3 separate regions of the Mus musculus genome follow, and regions 2 and 3 are each linked to region 1. Evidence: chromatin loops called from intact Hi-C (ENCODE). Cell type or tissue: heart. All regions are shown on one strand.

Region 1 (8,000 bases):
CAAAAGCAGATGAAGGGAGAATCTGTTTTGGTGCACACATTTAGGGATAGTCCACTATGATGGGGAAGCCCTGGTAGCAAGAGCTTGAAGCAACTGGTCACTTTGAATCTACAGTCTGGAAGCAGGAAACATTGCTGCTGCTCACCTTAACTTTCATTTGTTTGTGCAATATTGAGCCCCCATCAAAGGTGTGGTTTTTGTCTTCCCACCTAAATTAATCCAGCAAGATAAACTCTCTTTTGCATGCCCAGAGGCTAATCTAGTGTAAGCAATCCAGACATGTCTGCAGGCTTACACTCCTAACTGGTGATAGAGTCTGCTTTTAAACAGTGGAGACTTTAAGATACATATATCTAAGTATTGTGTGTTGTTGGCACACATGCAGGGCACACTGCTTGTGGAGGTAAAGGATGATAGAAGGGAGAGAGTTGATTCTCTCCTTCTGTTATGTGGGTCCCAGGATTAAACTCATGTTGTCACACTTGGCTGAGTCTTTACCTGCTCAGTCATTTCTCTATCCCTTATAACTAATGTTAGTTTTCATGTTTTTTTTTTAGCTTTTAAAATTAAATTTAATTCTTTTTACTTATTCACTTTACATTACAGTCTTTTTTATAAAATATTTTACAACTCTTTACTATTTTTACAACTTTATTAGCAAGTTTAAAAAGATAAAACGACAGAAATACTTTTACAAGTAAATAAATATTTTAAACATAAGCGATAAAAGGAAAGTGGCTTATATTAAGTGTCTGTGCCGGTAAGTCAATGATGACGTCTTGAAAATAAAACATGTAAGCCATATAGGTTGACCATCGTTCATCTGAAATCTGAAGTACTCTAGAGTCTGAAGTGTGCTCGGTGCTGATGAGACAGAACGGGGACATCTGAAGCATGACCTTATATGATGGGTCACAGTCATAGAGCCTGTGCACAGAGAATGTGGCACGCAGGTTATCTTCAGGCTATACGCACAGGTGTCCGTGAGACACAACTGTAAGGACGATCTCTAAGATCTGAGTAACACTTCTTCATGTTCATTAAATCCCAGTAATTAGTTGGTGAGCAAACTGACTTAATTAGCTACAATTTATAGGCTGGTGTTTTGCCATGTTATGGATCTAAAGGTGAGAAATTTCATGAAGTACCACGAGTCAATCATGTCCCTCAGTGGTACACAATCTTTAAAGTCAATCGGCGCTCTCCAAGAAAGGGCTTGTATTGGACACGTGAAAATGGGAGAAGATTTCGATATGAGTCCTGCATGTTAGATTAAGGAAAATTTAGGGTCTTTCCAATTATCATCAAAGATGAAATAAGAAAATGATGAATTGTCATTCCTTCTAGAGCCTGGAACATATAAAATACTAATTGAGTAGGTTAGAAATTCCAGTCATCTGGAATTAAGGATTGTATTATAATGAAAACTGCTTGGAATTCTCCTTTCTAGAATAATATCTTGTTTACAATAAGATAATTCCCTTGTGTGCTTGCTGTGACCTGGGACAGGTTAGTGCATATAGAGAGATTTTATACAATACAGTCCCAGCTGTTGCGACGGTGTAGCCTTCTGCAGTTTTTCAGAACAGCCTCTAGAGGTCAGGATTGAGGCACTGTGCATAGCTTAGCCTCCCCTCTCACTACCTAGCCAGTTATAATGGGATCAGCGCTGAGACTTAGTTCTCCATATGGTGACATTCATACGCTGTAAGGATTGTTCCCCCCATAAGATTTAATTATAACAATCTAATATGCAATAATAATTCGCTGCTATTAGACATTTAAAATATATATGATTTATATATGTAGTCCGCATTGATTCCTTCTAAAATGAAGAAATCGAGGCTCTAACGCCGTTTAAGCATTTACTTAGACTTTGATATATACAAGCATTTATAAAATAACATTCTGGAAGATTTAAAGTACTTCAGCTATAAAATAATACAAGTATTTCAAGTTTTCTGAAAGCTCCTAAAATTCAGGGTAGCAATCATTCTCTTAATTCAAAAGCATTTGAAAACTCTCCAAATAATATTGAAATCACTTGGAACAAGACAGACTAATTTGCCATTATTACCGCATTTCAGAGAGTTATCAGCTCCATTTCAGAGGATGAAGGCAGCCAAAGACCTTCCCACACTTTCTCCCGAGCATGTCCAGGGACTGTGGTGGCTCTCACCACCGGGGAACCCAGAAGGCTCATCCCCAAAGCTCCACACACATTTCTGGAGCCGAATGACTTCCTGTTTGTGGTTATTTTCTTCTTTATTCCTCTTTTATTTATTTATTTTCAACAATGCTTTCAGATATGGATGAAAGGTGATCAAAATGTCTTTTAACATCGATGTGAGTTTCAAATACAATACTCTCTTTAGTGACACATCTTGAGCTGCTTCCAAACAGTGTTATTAAGAAAGACTCTCCCCTTCTCTTCTACCTCTGCATGTGTGCCCTTTCTCTTTCTCCCTTCTCTACCCCACACCCCCTTTCCCCATGCTCACTTCCCTAACCTTGGTCCTTGGGGCCAGTAAACTCTTTCTGGCCTGAGAGCAGCTTCCCAATACAATAAACCTGCTAATAATAATAATAATATTAATAATAATATCCCCTTATAATTCCGACTATGCCCAGACATTTCCTATTCTTGCGAGTCCCTTCCTCCATTCTTTTTTTTTTTTTTTCTCGATTCTGTTCTTTACAGAAGAACCCATTCCTTAGGAATGAGCTCCACTATCATCCTCTCCACAAAGTTCCCAAAGCAGTCCTTGTTGGATTCTCCCATGGGTCCTTTGTCTATTACGTTGACATTCACTCAGTTCTCCTGTGTTCCTAAAATTTACAATTACAACCACTGAGGAAGAAGAGGATATTCAAAACATTTCCAAACTTAAAGGCCACAGCTACCAATCAATCGGATGAAGCAGCTTCGACAGACAATTCTGTCCTAAAGAGGCAAGAAAGAGTAGCTTGCACCTAGCCAGGGGTTCTTACAAGAAGGTCTCCCATGCTGCTGACAATGCATTGTTAACATATGGAGATGCTAAGGTGGCGCGTAGTTAACCAGTAAGGAAATTACTCCTTAACTCCTACTGACTTCAATACATTTGACACCAATTTGACTCAGACATTAGTTTACCCTAGTACAAACACACATACAAAAAAAGGGTTGTACTTTAAAGTTTTACGGTTACCCATCACAGAACGTGTGCACTGAGTCGTCCCAGCAAACAACTTGCCCTCTGCTTGTTCTCCCATGCTCTACTTTATTTTTGATGAATGGAGTGGGCTAATTAAATCTTATTTGTAGAAGGAAAGGGTAAGAAACGAACCCATTTCCCAAATAAAATTACAATCTTTAGTGCCGTTTAAATGATAACCTATATTTCGTTTATTCTAAAGGTATCAAAAGGCACTTTGGAAGACTGTTATCAACTCCATTTGCACACGCACAGAAGCCATTTTTCACCAAATATTTACCTGGTATGGAGAAGATTCTTTGAGTAAGATATTAAAACGAAGAAATGCTTGTTCAAATTTTGCCACAAGATAGCGATTCTCCAGAAGCCTTTTTTAAACAAACAACAAACAAAACAAAACAAAAACAAATAACTTAAAAATAAATCTCTAAGGGTAAAGAAAGGGTCCTTGTTAGCTTGTTTCTCAGCTCTTTCTTGTGGGAGATTTTATTTTTTTAGTCTTGTCAATTGGGATGGCTTAGTGCATTTCCACATTTTTTCCAGCTGTTGGAATTTGTTGCTCAACAGCGTAGACAGTGTTGTGATGTCTTTCCCTCTACCCCTAACAGCTAGATGCATGACCCGCAAACAGCAGGGAAACTCAATATATTGACTTCTTAGAAAGACTGGGGACAATGCTGACAATTTGACGACAACAGCAGCTAATTTAAGGTCAATTATGCTTACTTAAGTCCATTATTTAAATGTGGTTAAAGTGCTTCGAAGGGATGGAATCATGAGTATGAACGGAAGGAGCGTCATGCCTTTGTAAACATTATTGTAGGAAGGAAGGCGGGCCTATAGAAAGCCCTGGACAGACAGTTGCATAGTTCTAGATTACTCCTAGGAGACAGAGTGATAGAAGCTGCTGGATTAATTTGCATTTGGGCAGAGGAGTCCTTCCCTGAGGACTGCTAACCTGGCTTAGCATGTACTGCAACTATAAATGCTTCAGGGCGGAAGGGTGCTTTTACATCAGACAGCTGTGTCTCCAGACAGCTGTGTCTCCCCGCTGATTAATGCTAGCGAGCTCCCGGAAGTAGCGGAAGTAGCGCGGGCAGCCAACTGACTCAAATGAGGTCGGGGCTCAACAGGAACCAGTGCTCTCAACAGCACTTTTCCATCTCATTTCCATTTGCTAGCTGTAAACACCGCCTCCCCAGCCTAGAGTTCTTTGACCTCCTCCGGCCTGACTCTAGAATTGTGAATCAAAGCTAAGACCTTTAACCTCAAGTTGTTCTCATTTTGTTTTTCCGACCAAGGCAGACCCTGAAGCCTCTGACAAAGCCTTTTCTCCTGAGAAATGTTAAGCAATTGGCTTAGCTAACCATTAAAATATCATGTGGCTTCAAATTCCTTAATTTTTTAAAAGATGACTGGCCATAGGTTTTCGGAGTTATGTGTAAAGGGGTTACAGATTAAGCGCGTTCTGTCTCCCCAGGAGGAATCTGGCTTTGTGCCCCAGATATAATCCCTGTTTGTGCTGTGGAAGCTGACATCTCTTCATTTTACAGAATCCTTGTTATTGCAGACACAGGGGTTGTGGGAGGTGCTCTCTGCCTTACTGGTTGACTGTTGTTCATTTTCCTCTCTAGAATGCTGCCTTTGAGTCAAGTTAAGTGGACCACAAATTTACTCTCTTAAAACATTCATGTAAACATGTGAGCTATTTATCCTTTCTAACATGAATCTAGGACAGTATAAATTAATTCTAAATATGTAGGTGGAAGAGATGGAAGTCAACATGTTTTATTTTGAAAGTTAAAATGCTGAAGTAACTGGGAAATGGCTAGAAGTCAGAGGAGGGAAGGCAAGGGGGAGGGAGAACTAAGGTTGAGAAGGAGGGGAGAGGGGAGAGAGGGAGGGAAAGAGGGAGGGACATAGGATGGAAAGGAGGAGAGAGGGGAGGAGAGAGGGAGGGAAGGAAGGAGAAAGGAAGATAGAGAAAGACAGAGGGGGAGAGAGAGACAGAGAGGGAGAGAGAGACAGAAAGGGAGAGAGAGAGAGAGAGAGAGATGGCGGGGGTGGGAGGAGATAAGGAGAGGGAGAGCATTTTGGATTCTGATCACCAAATCTTTTCTTTTACACATTCAAAAAGTCGTATGTTTTTCAGTTTGTCCAAGTATTAAAGATTTTACATTTTAAAATGGTTAATTTCTAACAACAATGGCCAAGAAGCCAATTAGAAGCCCATGTTAACAGGCAAGCAAATAATGTATAGTATAGTAAATTATTTTTACAAAGACAGATCAATGTTGGAAGGCCACTTGATGAATCAAAACTGGAGACTCGGGTTTTAAAGACAATGATACAGATCTGAGTTCACAGGTCACCTGCTATATAACGCTTGGCTTCCTAAGTCTCGGAGTGAATAGTACAGAAAAGGAGCCTGCTTATTATTAAGGAGAAACACTCCCAGGCTGGAAATGGAGACAGGTTTGTGATCAGAGCCTGGAGCCCATACTATTTTGATCCACTTTGATATGAACCACTTAGTGCTGTTTCCACTTAGATAGCACCACCTCTGCCCATTTGTATATGGCAAGGACTTTGCTTGCACATGCTCAGTTCCCCCAAAGGAGCCTAGGTAGGGGAGCTGTTTATAACCTTTCTGCCTACTAGCTGTTTTTCATGTATTAACCTTGGTGACTCTTTCCAAGGTCTAGTCCCCAGTAACAAAAAAATGTCTTCTTTAGCTGTTGGATCCAATAATCAAAAGGTTGAATCCCAAGACCTCTGGTAACAAACAGATAATTGCATTGATTTACAGTTTCATGGCTGTTTTCTCTGTGTCTTAGAGGAGTGAATCACTGGAGTGGCCCTACACTCTCTTAGTCCTTTCTTTGTTTCTCTGTGCTTCCCGGGCCGCCGCAGGTGAGCAGCTCTGATAGCTACATGCTTTTTGCCTTCACACAGTCTGAGGACAACAGAGCCACCTCTCAGGAGTTGAAACCAAGAGTCAAAATGATTCTTTCCTCTGTTTAAATGTGCTCTGCAGTCACTTTGGCAGTATACAGAATAAATTATTTCACTCAGGGTCTTGTCATAGTGAAGACAACAGAATTATCACTAAGCGTTTATTTCTAAGTAACGAGTTCCTGAGACAGGGAAGGAGACACCGTTGGAAATGTTTATTACTGATTATTTACACTTAGGACTTATGAGTACCCATAAACTTCCCCAAGCTACTTTATTTTCTCTTTAAATTAAATATGCTTTGTTTTCTAAGATCATAGCTTTCTTAATTAAGTACACACCAAAAAGCACTGTTTATTCTACAGTGAAACAGAAGTTGCTTGTTTAGATTTCTGAAAGATAATTGTAGCAGAAAACTACTTACAGTTCTTGGAAGGGCTATTTTTTTTAAACAATCTGGAAGTCCTATTATGTTTATGTTGACTGTGACTGGCTTATGTTTGTTACTGGTGTTTATAGCTTCACTTCACTTTGATCTGAAGCCCTTGCATGAGTAAACGGAGGTTAGTTCTATAGGCGAATTACTTAATAGGTGTTCAATGTCTTAAATATTTCTTCAGAGTTTTAGAAGGAAGGACATCGCTGGGGATATGCCCTACAACACATATTGTCGTTGGCCACTTCTTTTCTCTTTCCCTTCTTTGCTTTCTGGCTGTTGTGAAGTAAAGAACCTTCACCACGTTCTGTTGTTATTATTCTTGGTGTTTGTTTATCTGTTTGTTTGTTTTTCCCTCCATGAAGCGCCTGCCTTGCTGTAGGCCTGAAAACAATGGCTAACCACAGAGCAAAACCCCCGAGACTGAACCAAGATGAACCTTTATTTATAAATGTTCTCCTAGGTGTTTTGTCACAGTTGCAAGCACTTTTCTAACACAGCTGGCAACTGTGTAAAATGCAATGAACATCTGAAAAGGAAGCCAAGCTGAATTTCTTTTTAAGTGGGCAGACTGAGTTATAGGCAGTATGCTGACAGGTATCATTTAAGTTTAAATGTTTAAGAAAGGTCAAGTTGGCTGCTTGGTTGAAAAAAATTAATTATATTCATCATATTTTAAGGTAAAATAAAACATTTCCTACCACACTTAGGTTTAGTAACCTAAAACTATAGTATAATCTGAATAATAACAAGCCCAATAACTAATCTTTTGGATATTCAATCCATTTTGTGATTTTAAAAAGTAATATTGGTATAACCTATATGGATGTCTGATATTGTCTCCAATAATAATTCCCTTTAAGATTAAAATATAAAATTTTAAATCTGGAAACACAGAGTGCTAAGAATGGGGAACTGGACTGCTAAGTTTTGAGAAGAAGAGAACAAAAGATGTTGAGTGTAAGAGTTCTGCATGATCAAGGTACGCCTAGGGCAGCTAGAGACATTAGGCAGGGAATGGGAGAGAAGTAGTAAAAGCCAAGGAGCAGCCTCAGCTTGGAGAGGGGTTCTGAGAAAAGGGGTGTTTGAGGACAGGGAAACAAAGGCCTCCCAAGTCAGATCCTGGGTCGAAGCCGATAACCTACATTCTGCTCCAGACAGCTTTCTGGATTGATTTCTCTTTGTCCTGCTTTCTCTGGAGATCTTTAGACAGATCATAAGCCCAGTCTTTATATTATATATCAATCCAGTCATTTACTCCAGGTTCTCCTTTGATTGTCCTACGAATTAACATCCCATGACCCCAGGTCCTTGATTCTTAGGAGATAGCAAGAAGATCTAATTTTCTTTTTCTTTTTTAACATTGCAAAAGATTCAGAGATCTGTCTCCCCCCACCCCATTTTAAACTTAA
Region 2 (8,000 bases), 860 kb after region 1:
TGGTGTACACTGACATGATGTCTGGAAGTTTGAAAGCATGAATAATTAATTATCAGTCCAATAAATGTCTTGGGCTTACTTAATGCCAAAGCATTGTGGAAGAGGTAGAAAGCCTATAGAATTTATTTTTATTAAGCATCTTGTGTGTGTGTCTGCATGGTGGCCAGATGGATGGCAATACAATACCAGTTATGTATGGTCCAAACTAGGTCAGGATACAGTACACTTGGGGGTCAGGTCTCAGTTCCGTTACTAGCTTATGTAAGCTGCTACATCATCTTTTGGCTTCAGTTTCATTGTTTTTGAAAGATGACAGTGGACTAGAAAAGACAGAAGGCTCCTTGGTCCCAGAGATGTATGATGCAGTATAAGTCCTTTTGATCCTTGTAGGTACATGCTCAATTCATTCTACGTCCATGGGATGGACAGTGGCTACAGAGGGCTCTGGGGACAAGGGAACAGTTTGGGAATTTGAGTTCTTGTAAAGCAAAGGAGTTACGCAGATTAACTTTTATAAGGCTATGAAAAGTTTTTATTATATATAAACTCTGAAATCGTATTATTCAATTGACTATACTCTCAGTATTAAGAATGGATACCTATGAGCTTTAGAAGGATATTACCCTGAACAGAACAGAACAATCAAACAAAACTAGTGGTGGAAATTTCTCTTCTTGCTCCTGTAGATTTTCTGTAATATCTTGTGATATAGTATATAGTTTTAACTCAAAATGTATTTATTCTCTTAGTTAGAATTCATTAAGATCTGTTTATTAAAATTCTGAGAAATCTGTTCTGATCGTATTCCTGGATGTAAGCCTGGAGTATGTAGACAGTTAATGTTTAAGATGTCTTCTGGTCTCAGGAACCTGAGCCTTACAGTTAGCCTAAGAATTCTGGGAAATGTATAAATCTCTTCGCAAATCGGTTTTCTCAGCAGCAAAGTGGCAATGGTAGAACTGGCCACGATGTCAGCAGACAGGCAGTAGCTACTACATGCAGTACACTAGGGGAGTGCAGGGAGGCTCCTAGTGTTCTGGATAGCACTGCTACTGTTAGACACTAAAGACAGGATTGGTGGTTTTCATTTAATTTAATTTTTTACCTATTCACTTGACATCCTGCTAACTGCCCCCATCTGGATCACCTGATCCCACAACCCTTACCCCACTTCTCGCTCCCTTTCCCCACTGAACATGTGGGGACCCTCCTGGGTCTTAAATTCACTTAAATTCACTTAAATTCTCTCCCATTTTCATGAATATGTTATTATTAACACTGAACGTTAATTATAAATGTTTTAAAATCTGTCCACTCGTGTGATACATAGTTGATCACTAGGTTCTCAAGTCCAGTAGCGTGATTTTTAATGGCATCTTCAGTATTTTTCTGTTTTATCCTGTAGTTTTATTAAGTTCTTCACTTAAGGAGGCATCCATAAGCTTGAACAGCTTACTCAATATTTAATGGCTAAGTGACTTTTATTTTGTTGTTACCATGGCACCCAAGGCATTCATGTAATTGAATATCCTAATTTTATGATATAAATATTTTATAAAAATAATTACTGAGAGAGATTAGCGCTGTTGTGATTAAAGCTCCAAAAGCTCCTTGCCATTGCCGGGACGGCAGAGTGCTGACCCTCATGTACTCTCTCTTCCATGAGGTCCCTATAAAAGGCCATCTCTACAGAGGCCTGCCCCACCCCTTCTCCACCTCAGCATATCCCTCTTCTCCCAGCTTGCTCTCCTTTGAATCAGCTTTGTTGTTTTGTTTTTTAAAGCTTGTGTTGTTGTGAGCAGGATATATCTGTCCTCTGGAGCATGCTTTCCTACGGAGTCACTTTCCATATCATTTCTAGAAGTTAGGAACCTTATCCTGCAGCTATGTTTAAATATAGCATTCAAATTTGCCTAGCCACTAATAGTTGTGGGGTAAATGGCCGTGGCTTCATTTTGTAATATTCCCAAAAAGGCTCCTAAAATAGAGACTAGGTGACCAGTACAATAGGAGTGAGAAATGAAGCATTGGGGCAGTCCTTATTAGATCATGAGAGCTCTGTGTTCATTAGTATATTAAAGCACTGATGGGTTCATTAGAATGATGTATGGTAGAAAGCATAGGAATAGGGCCACTTGGGAGGAGTAAGTCATTGGGGATCTGTCCCCAAAGGGCCCATCTTCTCCTTGGCTGCTTCTTTGTTCGCCTGATCCCGTTGCTTCCTGACTTCCAAGAGGTGATCTGGTGTGATATGGTATGCATTCCCCACCACGGTGTACTGTCTTACCACATGACCAAAAACAATGAGGCCACGTGACTATGGTCTGAAACTATGAACTAGAATAGATCTTTAGTCCTTTAAGTTGATTAGTTCAGATGTTTTGTCATGGAAAGGTCATTAACACATAGATGACCGTTTCCTCTACTAAGAAAGAACATAATACAGAAATTATGCTTTTAATTATTTTATGTTCCAACTAAAAATATAGCTTGACTAATCAGATATAACCTCTAAAATTTAGTACTGTCTAATAGGTACCACCACAATATAATTTTTGTCATTTCTCTCAAGATAATTTTGCCACAGAAGAGTGATGTTTCTTTAGAATATTTATTTTTATGCCTATAAGTCTAAAGACTGTATTATAAAATTACATATTTTTTCAAAACATTAAGTTAGTATTCTCTACAAGGCTTACTTATTGAGTATTTTTTAAAAGCTTCTTGCTAACATTTGATGGGAAAACTAAGTTTCTAATATCTACTATCTTTCAACATTTATAGCTGGGCCATTCCTGTGAAATAGTCTTCAACTATAGGCTAAAGTTTTACCAACATTTTCTGTGAGTCAAAGTGTATATTAGAACTCACCGAAGGGTCCCAAGGTCCCCAGAGACCTCTCCACACTGCCAGTGCCCTAGCACACCCAGGATCTTGGGATCACTGGTGAGTGGAACGCAACATCTGTTCCAAAACAACCTGGAGAGTCTTGTGCCAGCAGGAACAGGGACACAGGAAATCCACCCAACCAGCATCCATCCCCGCGCCATCTTGGGCACGAACTTGGTGGGCCCTAGCACACCAAGGATCTTGGGATCACTGAGACCAGTCTATACAGGAGAGCACAGTGGTCGCAGAAGCAACAGAGCTTCTTGGACAGGCCTTCATCCTCAGCCAGGAGGCAGAGCTGAGACCCAGATCCCTGGGCACCTTCCCTGCCAGAGGAGAGTAGACCTCTAGTGAGGGCTCTGGCCCCAGGACTCAGGAGGTGGATCTGAGCTCCAGATTTCTGTGCACCTTCCCTGCAAGAAGAGAACTTGCCTACAGAGAGTGCTCAGACCACTGGGACTCAGGAGAGAGTTGGACTCCCAGGTGTGCTAACAGAGGCTAACAGAATCACAGGAGGAGAAAGCTCCAGCCAGAGAAAGCTAGAACATCTATCACGAGAGATTACCAGATGGCAAAAGGCAAATGTAATAATCTTACTAACAGGGCTGGAGAGATGGCTCAGCAGTTAAGAGCACTGACTGTTCTTCCAAAGGTCCTGAGTTCAATTCCCAGCAACCACATGGTGGCTCATACCCACCCATAACGAGATCTGGCGCCATCTTCTGGAGTGTCTGAAGACAGGTACAGTGTACTTACATATAATAAATGAATAAATTTAAAAAAAAAAAAACAAAAGAATCTTACTAGCAGAGACCAAGACCACTTGATACCATCAGCGAGTTCTGGATACCCCAACACACCCAAAAAGATGGCAGGAAATATTTAAACTCAGGGCTGAAATAAACCAAGTGGAAACAAACAAACAAAAAACTATTCAAAGAATCAACCAAAACAGGAGCTAGTTTTTTGAGAAAATCAACAAGATAGATGAACCCTTAGCCAGACTAACTAGATGGCACAGGGAATGTATCCTAATTAACAAAATCAGAAATGAAAAGGCAGACGTACCAACAGAACATGAGGAAATCCAAAACATCATCAGATCCTACTACAAAAGGCTATACTCAAAAAAACTGAAAAACCTGGATGAAATGGGCAAATTTCTAGACAGATACCAGGTACCAAAGTTAAATCAGGATCAGATTAATGACCTAAACACTCCCATATCCCCTAAAGAAATAGAAGCAATCTTTAATAGTCTCCCAACTAAAAAAAGCCCAGGACCAGATGGGTTTAGTACAGAGTTTTATCAGACCTTCAAAGAAGACATAATTTCAATTTTCCTCAAACTATTCCACAAAATAGAAAGAGAAGGTACTCTACCCAATTCATTCTATGAAGCCACAATTACTCTGATACCTAAACCACATAAAGACCCAACAAAGAAAGAGAACTTCAGACCAATTTCCCTTATGAATATCGATGCAAAAAGACTCAATACAATTCTTGCTAACTGAATCCACGAACACATCAAAACGATCATGGTCAAGTAGTCTTCATTCCAGAGATTGTTTAATATACAGAAATCTATCAATATAATCCACTATATAAACAAACTCAAAGACAAAAACCACATGATCATCTCGTTAGATGCTGAGAAAACATTTGACAAAATCAAATACCCATTCATGATAAAAGTCTTGGAAAGATCAGGAATTCAAGGCCCATACCTAAACATAATGAAAGCAATCTACAGCAAACCAGTAGCCAACATCAAAGTAAATGGAGAGAAGTTGGAAGCAATCCCACTAAAATCAGGGACTAGACAAGGCACTTTCTCCCTACCTATTCAATATAGTACTCGAAGTCCTAGCCAGAGCAATTAGACAACAAAAGCATATCAAGAGGATACAAATTGGAAAGGAAGAAGTCAAAATATCACTATTTGCAGATGATATGATAGTATATATAAGTGATCCTAAAAATTCCACCAGAGAACTCTTAAACTTGATAAACAGCTTCAGTGCAGTAGCTGGATATAAAACTAACTCAAACAAATCAGTGGCTTTTCTCTACACAAAGAATAAACAGGCTGAGAAAGAAATTAGGGAAACAACACCCTTAACAATTGTCACAAATAATATAAAATACCTTGGCATGACTCTAACTAAGGAAGTAAAAGATCTGTATGATAACAACTTCAAGTCTCTGAAGAAAGAAATCGAAGAAGATCTCAGAAGATAGAAAGATCTGCCACGCTCAGGGGTTGGCAGAATTAATATAGTAAAAGTGCCTATCTTGCCAAAAGCAATCCACAGATTCAATGCAATCCCCATCAAAATTCCAACTCAATTCTTCACTGAGTTAGAAAGGGCAATTTGCAAATTCATTTGGAATAACAATAAACCTAAGATAGCAGAAACTCTTCTCAATGATAAAAGAACCTCTGGGGGAATCACCATGCCTGACCTCAAGCTGTACTACAGAGCAATTGTGATAAAACTGCACAGTACTGGTACAGCAACAGACAGGTAGATCAATGGAATAGAGTTGAAGATCCAGAAATGAACCCACACACCTATGGTCACTTGATCTTTGACAAAGGAGCTAAAACTGTCTAGTTGAAAAAAGACAGCATTTTCAACAAATGGTGCTGGCATAACTGGCGGTTATCACGTAGAGAATGAGAACTGATCCATTCTTATTTCTTTGTAAAAAGCTCAAATCTAAGCGGATCAAGGAACTCTACAGAACACCAAAGACAGTGAAACTTATAGAGGAGAAAGTGGGGAAAAGCCTCGAAGATATGGGCAGAGGGGGAAAATTCCTATACAGGACAGCAATGGCTTGTGCTGTAAGATCGAGAATCGACACATGGGACCTCATAAAATTGCTAGGCTTCTGTAAGGCAAAAGCCACTGTCAATAAGACAAAAAGGCCAAAAATAGATTGGGAAAGGATCTTTACCCATCCTAAATCCAATAGGGGACTAATATACAATGTACACAAAGAACTCAAGAAGATGGACTCTAAAAAGTCAAATAACCCTATTAAAAAATGGAGTACAGAGCTCAACAAAGAATTCTCAACTGAGGAATACTGAATGGCTGAGAAGCACCTGAAAAAATGTTCAACATCCTTAATCATCAGGAAATGCAAATCAAGACAACCCTGAGATTCCATCTCACACCAGTCAGAATGGCTAAGACCAAAAATTCAGGTGACAGCAGATGCTGGCGAGGATGTGGAGAAAGAGGAACACTCCTCCATTGTTGGTGGGATTGCAGGCTTGTACAACCACTCTGGAAATCAGTCTGGCGGTTCCTCAGAAAATTGGACATAGTACTACCGGAGGATCCAGCAATACCTCTTCTGGGCATATATCCAGAAGATGTCCCAACCGGTATGAAGGACACATGCTCCACTATGTTCATAGCAGCCTTATTTATAATAGCCAGAAGCTGGAAAGAACCCAGATGTCCTTCAACAGAGGAATGGATACAGAAAATGTGGTACATTTACACAATGGAGTACTACTCAGCTATTAAAAAGAATGAATTTATGAAATTCCTAGCCAAATGGATGGACCTGGAGGGTATCATCCTGAGTGAGGTAACCGAATCACAAAAGAACACACATGATATGTACTCACTGATAAGTAGATATTAGCCCAGAAGCTTAGAATACCCAAGATACAATTTGCAAAACACATGAAACTCAAGGCGAAGGAAGACCAAAGTGTGGATACTTCGTTCCTTCTTAGAATGGGGAATAAAATACCCATGGAAGGAGTTACAGAGACAAATTTCAGAACTGAGATGAAGGAAGGACCATCCAGATACTGCCCAACCAGGGAATTTATCTTATATATAACCACCAAACCCAGACACTATTGCATATGCCAGAAAGCTTTTCTGACAGGACCCTTACATAGGTATCTCTTGTGAGGCTATGCCAGTGCCTGGCAAATACAGAAGGGTATGCTCACAGTCATCTATTGGGGACTTTGTGGATAGCGTTTGAAATGTAAGTGAAGAAAATATCTAATAAAAAAGGAAAAAAACCAAAGTGCATGTTAGTTTAATATTTAAGTGTAAAAATAATGTATTATGTAACCACTGCTCATAAGTTCTTCAAGGGAGGGAGATTCTTTTTTTTTCCCATTTTTTATTAGGTATTTAGCTCATTTACATTACCAATGCTATACCAAAAGTCCCCCATACCCACCCACCCCCACTCCCCTACCCACCCACTCCCCCTTTTTGGCCCTGGCGTTCCCCTGTACTGGGGCATATAAAGTTTGCGTGTCCAATGGGCCTCTCTTTCCAGTGATGGCCGACTAGGCCATCTTTTGGTACATATGCAGCTAGAGTCAAGAGCTCTGGGGTACTGGTTAGTTCATAATGTTGTTCCACCTATAGGGTTGCAGATCCCTTTAGCTCCTTGGGTACTTTCTCTAGCTCCTCCATTGGGAGCCCTGTGATCCATCCATTAGCTGACTGTGAGCATCCACTTCTGTGTTTGCTAGGCCCCGGAATAGTCTCACAAGAGACAGCTACATCTGGGAGGGAGAGAGATTCTAACAGCGAGGTTTTTCTATAGTATTTTCATGAAATCAATAAAATTCCTTTGCTTAATTTCTACTGCTGTGGTCCTTGAATTCATGAAATAGCCATACTGTGTTTCAGACTTTTTTTTTTTTGTCAAATTAGTTCTACCATATTTAAATAGACTAAAAAACCCTTAGGAAATAATAAATTAAGTAGCACAATAGCTGTCAGCCAGAGACAGAGGAGTCCTGGACCTTTACAGGAGGAGATGAGCACTGCATGCACCAGAGCAGGGTGGCTGCCATCAGGATTCGCAGAGTGTGTGGGGAATCTGAACACAGCAGGGTTGGTGAGGAAGAAGTCATACCAACTAGAAGCCAAACACATGGCCGCAGCCAAAGGCAAGAGAGGTGAAAGAACGCAATCCATGCATACTGAAGCCACCATCTCTTCTGTCAAAGGAGACAAAAAATAGACTAGGAGGAACACGCTTTTGTGTGTGCAAAGAGGAGTGTGTAAGGCGATTGGATGGCATATACCTTTAGCTGAACCATCATAGAA
Region 3 (8,000 bases), 590 kb after region 1:
ATTCTAAAATTGTCAGCTATTCATCATGAACTTTCAGCAGCAGATGCTTAATTATATTGAGAATCTTTTTCTGAAAACAAAAAGATAACCATAATATAGTTTGTACTCATGGTTGTAAGAATATGATGAGTTAGTCTTTAGCATTTGTGAATACGTATTTTAAGTGGATGTTTATAAATAGCCTTGTTTCATCTTTTTTTCTTTTCTTTTATGGGATATTTTATTTATTTACATTTCAAATGTTATCCCTTTCCCAGTTTTCCCTGCACAAACCCTCTATCCCATTCCCCACCCCCTCTTTCTATGAGGGTGCTCCCCCACCCACCCATTCCCACCTCCCTACCCTGGCATTCCTCTACACCGGGACATTGAGCCTTCACAGGACCAAGGGCCTCTCCTCCCATTGATGCCAGACAAGGCCATCCTTTCCTACATATGCGGCTAGAGCCATGGGTCCCTACATTGGTACTCTTTGTTTGGAGGTTTAGTTCCTGGGAGCTGGGGGGGGGGGAAGGGAGGGATCTTGTTGGTTAATACTGTTCTTCTTATGGGGTTGCAAACCCCGTCAGCTCCTTCAGTCCTTTCTCTAACTCCTGCATTGGGGACCCTGTGCCCAGTCCAATGGTTGGCTGTGAGCATCTGCCTCTGTATTTGTCAGTCTCTGCCAGAGCCTTTCAGTAGACAGCTAGCTATATTCGATTCCTGTCAGGAAGCACTTCTTGGCAATAATGGCTGGGTTTGGTGACTCTATATGGGATGGATCCCCAGGTGGGGTAGTCTCTGAATGGCCTTTTGTTCAGTCTCTGCTCCAAACTTTGTCTCCCTATTCGCTCCTGTGAGTATTTTGTGCCCCCCCCCCCCCCCAAGAAAGACCAAAGTATTCTCACTTTGGTCTTCTTTCTTGAGCTTCATGTGGTCTGTGAATTGTACCTTGAGTATTCCAAGCTTTTCAGCTAATATCCACTTATCAGTGAGTACATACCATGTGTGTTCTTTTGTGATTGGGTTACCTAATTTTTAGTTCTATTCGTTTGCCTAAGAATTTCATGAAGTCATTGTTTTTAATAGCTGAGTAGTACTCCATTGTGTAAATGTACCACATTTTCTGTATCCATTCCTCTGTTGAGGGACATCTGGGTTCTTTCCTGATCCTGGATATTACAAATAAGACTGCGATGAACATAGTGGAACATGCATGTTTTTATGTAGGAGCACCTTTTGGGTGTATGCCCAGTAGTGGTATAGCTTGGGTCCTCAGGTAGTACTATGTCCAGTTTTCTGAGGAACCATCAGACTGATCTCCAGAGTGGTTGTACCAGTTTCCAATCCCACCAACAATGGAGGAGTGTTCCTCTTGCTCTACATCCTCGCCAGCATCTGTTGTCATCTGTGTTTTTGATCTTAGCCATTCTGACTAGTATGAGATGGAATCTCAGGGTTGTTTTGATTTGCATTTCCCTGATGACTAAGCATGTTGAACAGTTCTTTAGGTGCTTCTCAGCCATTTGATATTCCTCAGTTCAGAATTCTTTGCTTAGCTCTGAGCCCCATTTTAATTGGGTTAATTGATTCTCTGGATTCTTGAGTTCTTTGTATATATTGGATATTAGCCTTCTATCAGATGTAGGATTGGTAAAGATCTTTTCCCAATCTCTTGGTTGCAGTTTTGTCTGGTTGACAGTGGCCTTTGCCTTACAGAAGCTTTGCAATTTTATGAGGCTCCATTTGTCAATTCTTAATCTTTAAGCATAAGCCATTGGTGTTCTGTTCAGGAAATTTTTCCCTGTGCCCATGTGTTCAAGGCTCTTCCCTACTTTCTCTTTTATTAGTTTGAGTGTATCAGGTTTTATGTGGTGGTCCTTGATCCACTTGGTCTTGAGCTTTGTGCAAGGAGATGAGAATGGATCAGTTTGCATTCTTCATCATGCTAACAGCCTGTTGAACCAGCATCAGCTGTTGAAAATATTGTCTTTTCCACTGGATGGTTTTATCTCCGATGTCAAAGATCAAGTGACCATAGGTGTGTAGGTTCATTTCTGGGTCTTCAAATCTATTCCATTGATCTACCTATCTATCACTGTACCAGTACCATACAGTTTTTATCATTATTTCTCTGTAGTACAGCTTGAGGTCAGACATGGTGATTCCCCCAGAAGTTCTTCTATTGTTGAGAATAGTCTTCACTATCCTGGACTTTTGTTATTCCAAATGAATTTGAAAATGGCTCTTTCTAACTCTATGAAGAAATGAGTTGGAATTTTGATGGGGATTTCATTGAATCTGTAGATTGCTTTTGGCAAGTTGGCCATTTTGACTATATTAATCCTGCCAATCCATGAGCATGGGAGATCTTTCCATCTTCTGAGATCTTCTTCAATTTCTTTATTCAGAGACTTGTCATACAGATCTTTCACTTGCTTGGTTAGAGTTACACGAAGGTATTTTATATTATTTGTGACTATTGTGAAGGGTGTTGTTTCGCAAATTTCTTTCTCAGCCTGTTTATCCTTTGGAAAAGGAAGGTTACTGATTTGTTTGAGTTAATTTTATATTCATCCACTTTACTGAAGTTGTTTATCGCCTTTAGGAGCTCTTTGGTAGATTTTGATGAGTTGTTCATGTATACTATCATAACATCTGCAAATAGTGATATCCTGACTTTCTCCTTCCCAATTTGTATCCCTTTGATCTCCTTTTGTTTTCTAATTGCTCTGGCTAGGACTTTGAGTATTATATTGAATAGATGGGGGTTGGGGGCAGTGGGCAGCCTTGTTTTGTCCTAGATTTCAATTGGATTGCTTTGAATTTCTCTCCATTTAGTTTGATGTTGGCTATTGGTTTGCTGTTTATTACTTTTATTAGGTTTAGATATGGACCTTGAATTCCTGATCTCTCCATACTTTTGTCTTTTTAAGAATTCACTTTAAAACAAATTTATCTATGTGCCTCTGTGGAGAAATGCTAGTTCTGGTGACTTCTTGGTCCTAAAATGGAGAAGGGCCACTCTAAAGGTCACGGTTTATGCATCAACTCTAGACTTAACCAAATGAACTAGAGTTCAGTTCGTTGTTCTTAGTCATCTGTGCAGGGGCTGAGAATATGGACTGGTAACGCTCTCACTTAAAGCATTGTCTGAACCTTGGACAGGTTCATTCTGTTCAAGTCTCATTCAAAATTGGGCAAATGAGCCCTCCAGGAGACATCCACGATTCAGTGTTTATTTTAATAAGGAGTGTACCCTGCCTCCCAGATTAATTTGGGAATAAATTATGTGTTTTAGAATTAATACTTAAGTATTTCCACTTGGTTTTATGAAAAGCATATATATGCTCTGATAATTGCTTGTTAGCTGCATATTGCTTGGTTGCAAAGCACTTGTTTTCTTAATGAAGTCATTAACAATATTTTAATGACTGGAGTGGCTCTGTTTTCTTAGCTTGGTTTTCTATTTAAAAGGCTAGTGACCCTAGTGGCAAGAGCTCCCAAGTCACAAGCTTGCCATCTAGTGGTGAGAAGCTACTGTGATTTATGGTATGTGTCACATTTTCATACATGATTCTGATAGAAACCAGCATAGGGAACGACAAGATTTGTGTCACAATGGTAGCAATATGACATTTTCTCAAATCCTAAAATAAGATTCTATAACATCAGGGCACCCGTTGCTTGCTCCTTGTGCACCACCAAAGTGAGAGCCTAAGGAGGATTTTGTCTCATTGCTCCAACTTTGAAAATGATGTAGTCCTTCTGAATGGCCATTAGTTGCCCGCCCATGAGTGTCCATATACATGAGTGTATGTGTAACTGTATATAAATATGTGTGTGTGTGTGTGTGAAAGGGCGCACGCGCGCGTGTGTGTTTGTGTGTGTGTGTGTGTGTGTGCTTGTGTGTGTGTGTGTGTGTGTGTGTGTATGTTTGTGGTGGTACTGAATATTGAAGCTAGAGCCTTGTGCGTGCTAGGCAGGTTATGATCTTATGACTGAATTATATCCCCAGCCCATGATTTCCTAAATTTTTTTAGAAGCAGGGAGATAAGGAGTTGAGTAGATTTATATGATATTTTTGGCAGTATTCATATAATATATTTTGTTAATATAATGGTGTATTTATTTGCTTGTGATTGTTTTTTAAATTTATGTACATTGGGACAAAGATAAAGGGAGTCGGAAGAAGCGCAGAAACTAATTTCCTTTACATACACAGATACATATACAACCACAACAAATGCATATGGAGATTTTATACCTTTAGAAATAAATAAGTTGTTTCTTGAAAAGGTAAAAATGAAATAAATATAAATAAAAATCACTTAAAATCAACAATCAGTATGACTAGAGTCATCAGTCTGTGGATGCTGATCTGGGTCCTCTGTACAGAGACATCTGCCTGTAGAGATAGAACCGTGCCTTGTGTTCTGGTGCAGACACTTTTAACAGCTGTTCTCAATTAGTCAACAGCATTTTAATGGCTGCATATTCCATTTTATTCATGTGTAATTAACCATGTTGGGAATAGTGAGAAGTTAAATGCATACTTAAATATTTGAGAACTGAAAGTGAGACATACTCCAGGTCTGCAGATAATGAATAGAAATACAGTGCAGAAGCTGATGGAGTCCATTCTCACGGAGTGTTCGAGGAGAAGCAGGTAGACACAGGCACAGTGAGTCTCAGTTTGGGGTGTGAAGGTTAGACATCTCCAGGGCATACCTACAGCTCTGCTTTAGCCAAATCAGTCATAGGAGAGATGTTTTAGAGTTGAGATCCAGTGGGCGAGACTGGCCGGCTAATGCTGGTAACTTAGGTTTAAGACAAACCAGGAAAAGGAAAGAGGAAGAATGGGGCCTAGGGACAGAAGAGAGTTTGGCTGCTGTAGAAAGAGAAAAACTTAGGGGTCTGAACATCTATGATATTTCTTTTTCTCCATTAAAACTAAGCTGTGATGTTTACTAGTTTTTAAAAGCTAGGGATTTTTTTGTTGTCATGTATGGGACAAGTAGTGACTCACTTCATATTTAATCAAGTAGATTCCTCTACATAGGAAATACACCATCTCCTTACTCAAGTTTGCTTCTAGGCTTTCCCTTGCATTCCCCTCTCCTTTTGAAACACATTCTTGCTGTATAGCCAGGTTGTTCTAGGGCTTTGTATGTACCCAAGTTGAGCAGTAATCCATGATACTCCTGCCTCAGCCTCCAGACTGTTGGAATTATAAGCATATACCATTAAGCTTGTCTTAGGGTGCTTTTAAAAGACCGTATCTTCATGAAACTCTAGATACTTAAAGTTTTTCTTGTATGAGAGGTATTAAGAGTATTTTAAAACTGTTTATTGATTTTATATTCAAACCAGTCTTACTAATTCTAATAGTATTTAATAAATTGATTATTCTGCTTTTACATATAAACACCAATTTCAAGTAAGGATCTTTTTTTAATTGCACTCTTTCCTTGTGAGTTAGTGTAACATTGTCTATAAACTACATATAATGCTATGTATCCTTGCCATTTTATGATCAAATAGGAACCTAAGCCATATTTTATGCAGGCTTCTTTATTATATAAGGAGAATTTTACTGAATATATTTTGCTATCTTTTATTAGATGGATCTTGAAATAATTCTCTTACTAATGCATATTGTTAGCAAACACTGATGAATTACTTAGATAAATCCTTTCAAACTATTTGCTGATCTGATCGTATGGCTTTGTCGTTTAATCTACTAAGCCAACAGATTTATGTAGGACACGTTTGTCTTCATATGCGTTCCTCTTATGAGATTTAATTGCGTTAGGATTTCTGTAGCATTATTTATAACTACTGTGGTGCTGCTTTGCCTGGGTTTCAGCACTAAGGTGTGCTTGCCTCATTTGTTCCTTCTCAGTGTCTGTTGATATATGCCTGTGCATTTACATTTGAGTTCTGTTTTGTCGTATTCCTAGTTTGAAATGTCCAGTTCCCTTTGTCTATATGCCTTGCATGTAGTTTCCATTTAGGTTGCCTCACCAGCCTAATATTGTCTTTCTCTCCCCACAACCCCTCATTATACAACTAAGTTCACTTGATTTTTCTTCCTTTTGAATCTGATACTACTTTATTGCACTAGGTATATGATAGCTGCTTCTTGGAATTTTTTTTTCTTTGTGGTCTTGAGTTCTGCCACTAACAACAAGCTTGCCAGCCAGCTACTTACCACCCAGGAGCTTCCTAGAAATGCAGTCTCTGAGGTCCAGTACCTTTCCTCTCTCCCTGAGGAGGAAGATCAGAAATGTTCTCTAAAGGCTCCTTCAGTGCAGAACCAGCAGGTAGGTTCCCACCCCCTGCTTTGAGGTGGAATGAGTATTCATTTCACAAGTAAGTGTGTTGACTAAATGAATATACATGCGAGACATTGGGCATTTCTCTATGGGAATCAGCAATTGATTACCCGGCCTGTTCACTTGTCAGTGTCTGGAGACTAAGGTGAGCGTCAGTGTTGTACACTAACCTGTTCATAGTACCTCTGATGCTCACAGAGATGATAGCTCTTCTTTTGATGCCTTTTACACTGTTCAAGTTAATTGTAAATGGCATATTTACTCTCTGTGCTCATACTGAATAGAGTCTATTTCTCTTACTGTAAATGAACAGCATTGTGTTTGTATTCTGTTTCTTGCACTATTAAGTACTTTTTAAGTCTTATTTAAAAGAAAAATTAAGGTTTTTTAGGTCTTAGGAATTAAATACTTGAACTAGTACTTGGAGGTAACCATGAGAAAATTGAGGCAGAGAGGCAGACAGACTTGGTCTTAAGAGGCTGAGACTGTTTCATTGGAATAGGGAGGGGCCTCAGCCATTTCAAGGGATGAAGGTTGAGTGCCTTTAGGGAAGCTGGGGGGCAGGTGTGTGCACACGCACCCATACTTGGTTAGCTAACAGGACGTTACCGATGGGTTTTTGGAGGTTGACTGGGAGTAGGGTGAGCTGTTTTTGATAATCAGGCATGGTATTTCCATAGGTGGAGCAAAATGGTCAGGCTGAGGTAAACCATTCTTCATGGCTATCCGCTAGCATCCTGCACAATCTGATTCAATTCTGCTTGACCTGAGGCTATTGTCTGACAGGAACTATTGCATTCTTGATTGGCAGAAACATTACAAATGTGAATCTATTTAGGATTTCACTTACAAGGTGACTTACAATTAGCTTATCCCCTAACTGTGAACAGTGAGAACGTTTTACAGTGAGACTGTTTTGTCCATGTGAACTGTTCCTGAAGAGACAGCTGCTTCTGTTCTCCTCCTCGCCAGGGATCCGCTGACTTCCCCGGTGTCATGAAACTGCAGCAAACCTTTGTTAACAAGCCTACTTCTAAAGTAGGTGCCTTCTCTACCCTGGATCTTGAATCACGCGAGCTTATCAAATCAACTGGATCTTTGTATGGTCTGATTTGGGACCTCTGGAAGATCTTGCACACAATAGTAGACACCTTGACAGGTGGTTCCTTGAAGCCACAAGGCTTATTTAATTGCATGGACAGACAGGCAACAGCATGATGGAGATGCTCTCAGGAGAGTAAGGGCAGTGTGTCAGGGTCTCTGAAGACAGAAAATCAGGGCCTAGCTGCTAGGAGTCTTAGTTCATTCAGATAGGCTCTAAATGCCTTTGTTACAATGATTGTGCTCTCACAGTATGGGACCATCTTTCCTCAGCCCAAGCACTCTGATTTCCAGAAAGGGGGAAAGGGTTGGGGGAACAGGTTGTGTGGTCAAGATCACCTTTGATGTCAACTCAGTTCTCCAGGTGAGAGATCCTGACAACTTGTAGTTTGTTAGCTAGGGACTCACAGACAATGTCTCTGTAGGGTGCGTGTTAATATTTGTAAAGGGAAGGGATGCTGGATTCTAATATTGCATTCTTACAGTAACACAGGGGCTAGAAACACACACACACACACACACACACACACACACACACACACACACACACACACCAAAACACATGGGGATCAGAGTTCTATT

Evidence for each region. Hi-C counts contacts between places; a loop is a spot of excess contacts. Peaks named below come from ENCODE experiments on the same cell type or tissue, not always from the same donor. Only the 100,000 strongest peaks of a DNase experiment are listed, where the experiment ranks them.
Region 2: a loop joins it to region 1, with 4 times the contacts of the local background. A loop is called at or near these places in 11 of 42 quality-filtered maps.
Region 3: a loop joins it to region 1, with 4 times the contacts of the local background. A loop is called at or near these places in 10 of 42 quality-filtered maps.

Annotation. Positions count from the first base shown.
Region 1 is chr6:24,344,685-24,352,684 of GRCm38, reverse strand. No RefSeq gene overlaps it. Among named protein-coding and RNA genes, the nearest start is that of Iqub, 170 kb to the left of the region's middle. In heart, a CTCF peak has its summit at 1,585 (motif pointing right); a DNase peak (open chromatin) is centred at 4,374.
Region 2 is chr6:23,481,510-23,489,509 of GRCm38, reverse strand. The region is part of intron 8 of Cadps2 (Ca2+-dependent activator protein for secretion 2); the gene reads left to right. Among named protein-coding and RNA genes, the nearest start is that of Gm38775, 86 kb to the left of the region's middle. In heart, no CTCF peak of the experiment used is centred here; no DNase peak of the experiment used is centred here.
Region 3 is chr6:23,753,947-23,761,946 of GRCm38, reverse strand. All of the region lies in intron 1 of Cadps2 (Ca2+-dependent activator protein for secretion 2), which reads left to right. Among named protein-coding and RNA genes, the nearest start is that of Cadps2, 81 kb to the left of the region's middle. In heart, a CTCF peak has its summit at 3,504 (motif pointing left); no DNase peak of the experiment used is centred here.